Regions from separate parts of the Homo sapiens genome. Here region 1 is linked to region 2. A link is an interaction called in ENCODE POLR2A ChIA-PET data of the cell type or tissue named here. Cell type or tissue: CD4-positive, alpha-beta T cell. All regions are shown on one strand. Links, peaks and the distances in the headings refer to the core of each region. The heading gives the core; the rest is flanking DNA. Region 1 overlaps ATP8A2 (ATPase phospholipid transporting 8A2). Region 2 overlaps ATP8A2 (ATPase phospholipid transporting 8A2).

Region 1 (2,914 bases), core at 314-2,813, 120 kb after region 2:
AGCTAGGTGGGTCTGCAGTCATGGGAGGGGCCTCCTCAGGCTCCAGGCTCACTGATCGATCGGGGGCAGGGTACATGGGATTCAAGCACCTGCAGCTTCTTCTACAACTCCGTATCCCCTCACGTTCCCACAAACGTAAGGGGGGTCTGTATTTGTCTGCCTGGGCTGCCGCAATAAAGTGCCATAGGCTGTGTGGCTTAAACAGCAGAAATTGAGTTTGTCACAGTCTGGAGGCTGGAAGTCCATACTCGAGCTACTTACAGATTGGTTTCTCATGCGAGCACTCTCCTTGGCTTACAGGTGGCTGTGTGCTCTGTGGTCTTCCCTCCGTGTATGCCTGTGTCCTCATCTCCTCTTCTTATTAGGACAGCAGCCATGCTGGATTAGGGCCCACCCTGATGACCTCATTTCACCTTAATTACCACTTTAAAGGCCCTGTTTCCAAATACAGTCCCATTCTGAGGTACTAGGGGTAAAGACTTCAACATGTGAATTTAGAGGGGACACCATTCAGCCCATAATCTATTATGCCTCTAGGTCACTGGCAAACTCCTGTAATGACAAGCGAAATGAGAGCCTGATAGTAAAAATCAAAGCACTTTGACCTGCCTGGGCAGTTTTCAAGCAGTCCCTTTGGGCTTATAGAAATAAACAGACTGGGCATGGTGGCTCACACCTGTAATCCTAGCACTTTGGGAGGCCGAGGCAGGAGGATCACTTGAAGCCAGGAGTTTGAGACCAGCTTGGGCAGCAAAGCAAGGCCCTGTCTCTGCAAAAAATGTTTAAAATTAGCCAGGTGTGGTGATGCACACCTGGGGTCCCAGCTACTCAGGAGGCTGAGGTGGGAGAGTTGCTTGAGCCCAGGAGTTCGAGGCTGCAGTGAGCTATGATTGTGCCACTGCACTCCAGTCTGGACGACAGTGAGACCCCATCTTTTTAAAAAAATAAAATAGTATAGAAATAGCCAAGCTCCAGAACAGTTCCACATGTCTTCACAGCAGTGGCAACCTTGAAGGGAATAGGTTCAGGAAAGGCAGGGACTGCTCCTTAGCCGTCTGTTTTAGAAGAAAACTCGCCTTGATGTTCATTGGGGTTCAAAATAATCAAGTTCTGCAGAACGAAGCTGGGCTGTGGCTGGGGTCCTGAGGCCTCCGCGGGGCTCTCACCCCGTGCAGGCAGGGGGCTGCAGGCAGGAGTGAGGCGCGGAGATGTTTACCCGGAAACAGGCCTCTCCTTGGAGAAGTGTCCTGAAAAGCCCACGGTCCCGCGGGTATGGACCGGGCACATGCACACTTCAGCGAGCAGGAAGCGCTGGCTAAGGGAGGGACTGGAAACGGCGTTTTCCACAACAGGGAGCCAGCATTGAGGCGCCCAGATGGCATCTGCTGGAAATCACGGGCCGCTGGTGAAGCACCACGCCTTACCCGACGTGGGGAGGTGATCCCCCACCTCATCCCACCCCCTTCTGTCTGTCTCCTTGTGCAACCCGAGTGTTCAGGTGACAAGAGACTGACGCGCTTGCTTTATCCGCAGGCTGAACGAGCGCGACCGCCTGATCAAGAGGCTGGGCCGGAAGACGCCCCCGACGCTGTTCCGGGGCAGCTCCCTGCAGCAGGGCGTCCCGCGTGAGTACCGCGGGCGGGGGCTGATGGAGGAGTGGGTGTCGGTGCGGGGCGGGGGTTGATGAGGAGTTGGGGGAGCGGGCGCTGATGGGGGGCCGGGTGAGTGCTGACGGGGGGTGGGGGCGGGGCGTGCGTTTGGAAGTGGAACTGCAAAATGTGTATTTGGCCCCAGGAACGTGCAGCTTGAGTGTAGGCAATTCCCTGGGACCACAAAATCCGTAAACTTAAAATCCTGGTGTGGTTATGATCCTTCCGTCAGCCTCCCAAGAGGAGTTTTTTAAGGTTGAAGCAGTATGACTTTTAAACTGTTGCCCCTAAAGATAGCAATATGAACTGTTTTGTGTAGTGTTGCCATATTGATTGAAACAATGACCATCATTGGGGAAAAACATCATGCTTCTCCCAGGAAGGCTGCCCCACGTCTAAGCCTGGCGTCCCCCTGCCACCCCCGCCCCCACCTCCAGATTCCAGAGGAGAGTGGGAGGCTGTGAAACATCCCCTCTCCACTGCCCCCGACTTTGGAGCTCAGGGGGAGCTCATGGGCTTGTTTTTAGCAATCCAGTCATCAGATCCCAGCTGAGGCAGATCCAGGCCACCTTCCCCAGGGCCAAGGCCAACCCAGCCCTGCCTCTCTGTGTCCTGCGGCCTTCCCCAGCCCCCTCTCCACCCCCATCACGTGCACACGCCAGCTTTTCCTCCCATACTTACTCCCTGCCTCCCTTTCCCTTCCGGAGGAGTTTAGAGGGAAACGACTGGTAGAAAGAGATGAGTTGGGCCGGACGCGGTGGCTCACGCCTGTAATCCTAGAACTTTCGGAGGCTGAGGTGAGTGGATCACTTGAGGTCAGGGGTTGGAGACCAGCCTGACCGACATGGTGAAACCTCGTCTCTACTAAAAATACAAAATTAGCTGGGCGTGACGGCACATGCCTGTAATCCCAGCTACTTGGGAGGCTGAGGCAGGAGAATCACTTGAACCTAGGAAGCGGAGGTTGCAGCGAGCCGAGGTCATGCCATTGCACTCCAGCCTGGGCAACAAGAGCGAAACTTGGTCTCAAAAAAAAAAAAAAAGAAAGAAAGAAAGAGACAGATTTATGAACGTGAAGAATCATTGTTCACACAGTACAGGCAGTGAAGGATCTGTGTTCTGTTGAGCTCTGCCTGTCAACAGGTATTTGCAGACTTTCTCAATGGAGAGAGAAGGAGGGAGACAGAGTATCATTGCTTTTCAGTAATCTACCCCCTGTCCTCACTTTCCCATGTGGAATATCGTATGGGAAGAAGGGGACTGAC
Region 2 (2,914 bases), core at 227-2,726:
CATGGAAATCTCTTCCAAGTGGCAGCCCAGAGCCTCTTCGTGCCATCTGATAGCTGTTCCATAGCGTATAGGAAAACAGCTGAGACTCAGGGCCTTCTCCAGAGGGAGCGCCAGAGATTACTGCCAGGAGAGTGGGAAATGGTGAGAAAAACATGAGGTGGCTTCCACTCTGCAAGCCCTTAGTACTACATAGGCTTTATTTACATGGTATTGCTGGTTGCTCATTGTAGGGTCAAATTTATGAAGAAAGGGGTAATCAGCTCAGGCACATTGACAACAGCTGGTCTGCTAGCTGACCCAGAACACTTTTCCATATACCAGCCAACAATGCATAATGTCTAAGTAGGCTCTATAAACATCCATGCTGTGTGACTCATTTGTGTAAAGTTCCAGAGCTTGCAAAACTAATTTATGGTGTTGGAGGTCAGGAGCGTGGGTATGCCTGGGTGGAACAGAGGATGAGTAAGAAATGGAAGAGGTGTGAGGAGGCTTCTGCTAAGTGTCTGGGGTTTTTTCAAATCTAAGTTCTGTCCATGGGTATTCATTTTGTGAAAATGGAAAGTCACTTGAGATGCACACATGTGATCTGTGCACTTTATGTATGAATATTCTACTTCTATAAAAAGTTTACACTAAAGGTATGACATCAGATCATAAGGAAAAACTTCCTTCCTCAGTCCAACTCTTTTTTTTTTTAAGACAGAGTTTTGCTGTTGTTGCCCAGACTGAAGTGCAGTGGCGCGATCTTGGCTCACTGAAACCTCTGCCTCCTGGGTTCAAGCGATTCTCTTGCCTCAGCCTCTCAAGTAGCTGGGATTACAGGCGTCGGCCACCATGCCCGGCTAATTTTTGTGTTTTTAGTAGAGACGGGTTTCACCATCTTGGCCAGGCTGGTCTTGAGCTCCTGACTTCGTGATCTTCCCGCCTCGGCCTCCCAAAGTGTTGGGATTACAGGCGTGAGCCACAGCGCCAGGCCCCTCAGTCCAACTTTTATTATTAATAAATTCAGACAAGAGAGGAAAGGAAGACAACAAATGTTAATACTATGTGTCTTCTACATGCAGGCCCTGAGCCAGGTGCTTTCTTTACATCCACCCTGTGAGCCATTTAGCTTTTAATCACTTCTTATTAAGTTTTGATTTGTCTATTGAGGATTCCCAGTTTGTTTGTGTTTTTTTTTAGTTTGATTCTTTTAACAGACCAATGATCATATCAATATGTTTTTGAATCTCAATGGAATACTTTTGAATAAATGCTTCTGTGGGCTGCTTATCCAATGAATAATCTAGAAATTCATTTCAACACACTAACATGGATATCACCACCATTTGAGTGACTTTTGAGGTCGTGGAAGTTGATGGCACTGCCCATGGAGAGTAGGCAAGGAGGCAGAAAGGAAAGAACCCAGACCCCCCCCCCGCCCCACCCCCAGAGAACACTGGCATTTGCAGGACGAATAAACAGCCTTCTGCTTAACAAGGGTAGCACAGCACAGGCCAGCTAGACAGAGGTTCATGATCGCTCTGTAAGGATGCTTGGATAATTCAATCTTGTTTTCACTTTATAAAAGTGAAATAGCTTTGGGCTGTTGTGAAATTCTCTGTCTGAAATTTTAGGTTAGGACCCAAACAATAACCTGATGTGAATTTAGTAGCACTGCACTTGTCCTCCTTAAACAACTTTATCTAAAAGATGCCTATAAATATTTTGTATAAAACTTCCGGAATTGGCTGATAAGGGGACTTTCCTTTTTCTTCTGCGTCAAGTTCAGAAAAAGCTAAAAGCAAAAAAGGAAGCAACCAAATATGGGCAGTATGCAGTAACTAATGAAGTGAGTGATGTGGCTTGGAATATACAATGTGCTCAAATGTTTTACCGCTGGGTTCAACCCAGTTAGTATATAGAAGTTTGTAGAGTTCAGCCGGGTGTGGTGGCTCACACCTGTAATCCCAGCATTTTGGGAGGCCAAGGTGGGCTATCACCTGAGGTCAGGAGTTAGAGACCAGCCTGACCAACATGGAGAAACCCCATCTCTACTAAAAATTCAAAATTAGCCAAGCATGGTGGCGCATGTCTGTAATTCCAGCTACTTGGGAGGCTGAGGCAGCAGAATCATTTGAACCTGGGAGGCGGAGGTTGCGATGAGTCAAGATCGCACCATTGCGCTCCAGCCTGGGCGACAAGACGGAAACTCTTGTCTCAAGAAATAAAACTGTAGAGTTCATGGGGTCATTTGTATAGAAGGAAATTTTATTGAAATCACTAGTTTTTTTTCTTTTATGTATGTGAAAATACTATTTCTGAAGTTCTCTTCTCTTCGTCACCTAAATATGGCAATTTTTTCCTACAATCTGTCAACGACTATGCCAAGAAGCAAACAATGTGAGTTCTACCACATAAGAGAAACTTCCTTTATACATTCTCCACAAAAGATTTCAATGTTATTTCGTATACCATCTTCAGACAGTAATTTATTTGTTTTACTATTTTTGCTGTTGTTGCTTCAGGCCTGATCATTTTCCCCATTTCCTAATAGGAACCAATTTCCTGTTAATTGCTATTAAATTTGTTTGCTCATCCTTTGTCATATATATATATATATATATATATATATAAAATTTAAATGATTTTAAAAAATAATATATGGTCAAAAATCCTTGTATTGAAAGGATTGAAAATCCCCTAGGTGAAGGTTTGTATTAATACTTTTTGTTTAAATCACCTTCTTTTTTATCTATTTCTGAGCTATAGAACTCTTGAAGAAATAATTTCACTGTTCTTAAGAAAAACTCAGAGATGTGGTTTGGTCATAACCCTATTCACACTTGCTTGAGGCCCATTGGTGGATTAATGCTCTCCTTAAGAAGCATGATTATCTGAGGCTTGGTATAGGTTTTCAGGCACCTTAGCTCTT

What was found. Peaks named below come from ENCODE experiments on the same cell type or tissue, not always from the same donor. Only the 100,000 strongest peaks of a DNase experiment are listed, where the experiment ranks them.
Region 1: POLR2A ChIA-PET joins it to region 2 with 5 read pairs; 3 of 35 experiments call an interaction of 5 or more read pairs at or near these places.

The regions. Positions count from the first base shown.
Region 1 is chr13:26,010,998-26,013,911 of GRCh38, forward strand. It overlaps ATP8A2 (ATPase phospholipid transporting 8A2), which reads left to right. Exons shown (of 37, transcript NM_016529.6): 36 at 1,534-1,625. Among named protein-coding and RNA genes, the nearest start is that of SHISA2, 40 kb to the right of the region's middle. RefSeq lists enhancers at 863-1,363, 1,364-1,864. In CD4-positive, alpha-beta T cell, for the core only: no CTCF peak of the experiment used is centred there; a DNase peak (open chromatin) is centred at 1,544; H3K4me3 peaks cover 1,303 bases; H3K27ac peaks cover 874 bases.
Region 2 is chr13:25,886,660-25,889,573 of GRCh38, forward strand. The region is part of intron 33 of ATP8A2 (ATPase phospholipid transporting 8A2); the gene reads left to right. Among named protein-coding and RNA genes, the nearest start is that of SHISA2, 160 kb to the right of the region's middle. In CD4-positive, alpha-beta T cell, for the core only: no CTCF peak of the experiment used is centred there; DNase peaks (open chromatin) are centred at 1,782 and 2,132; H3K27ac peaks cover 398 bases.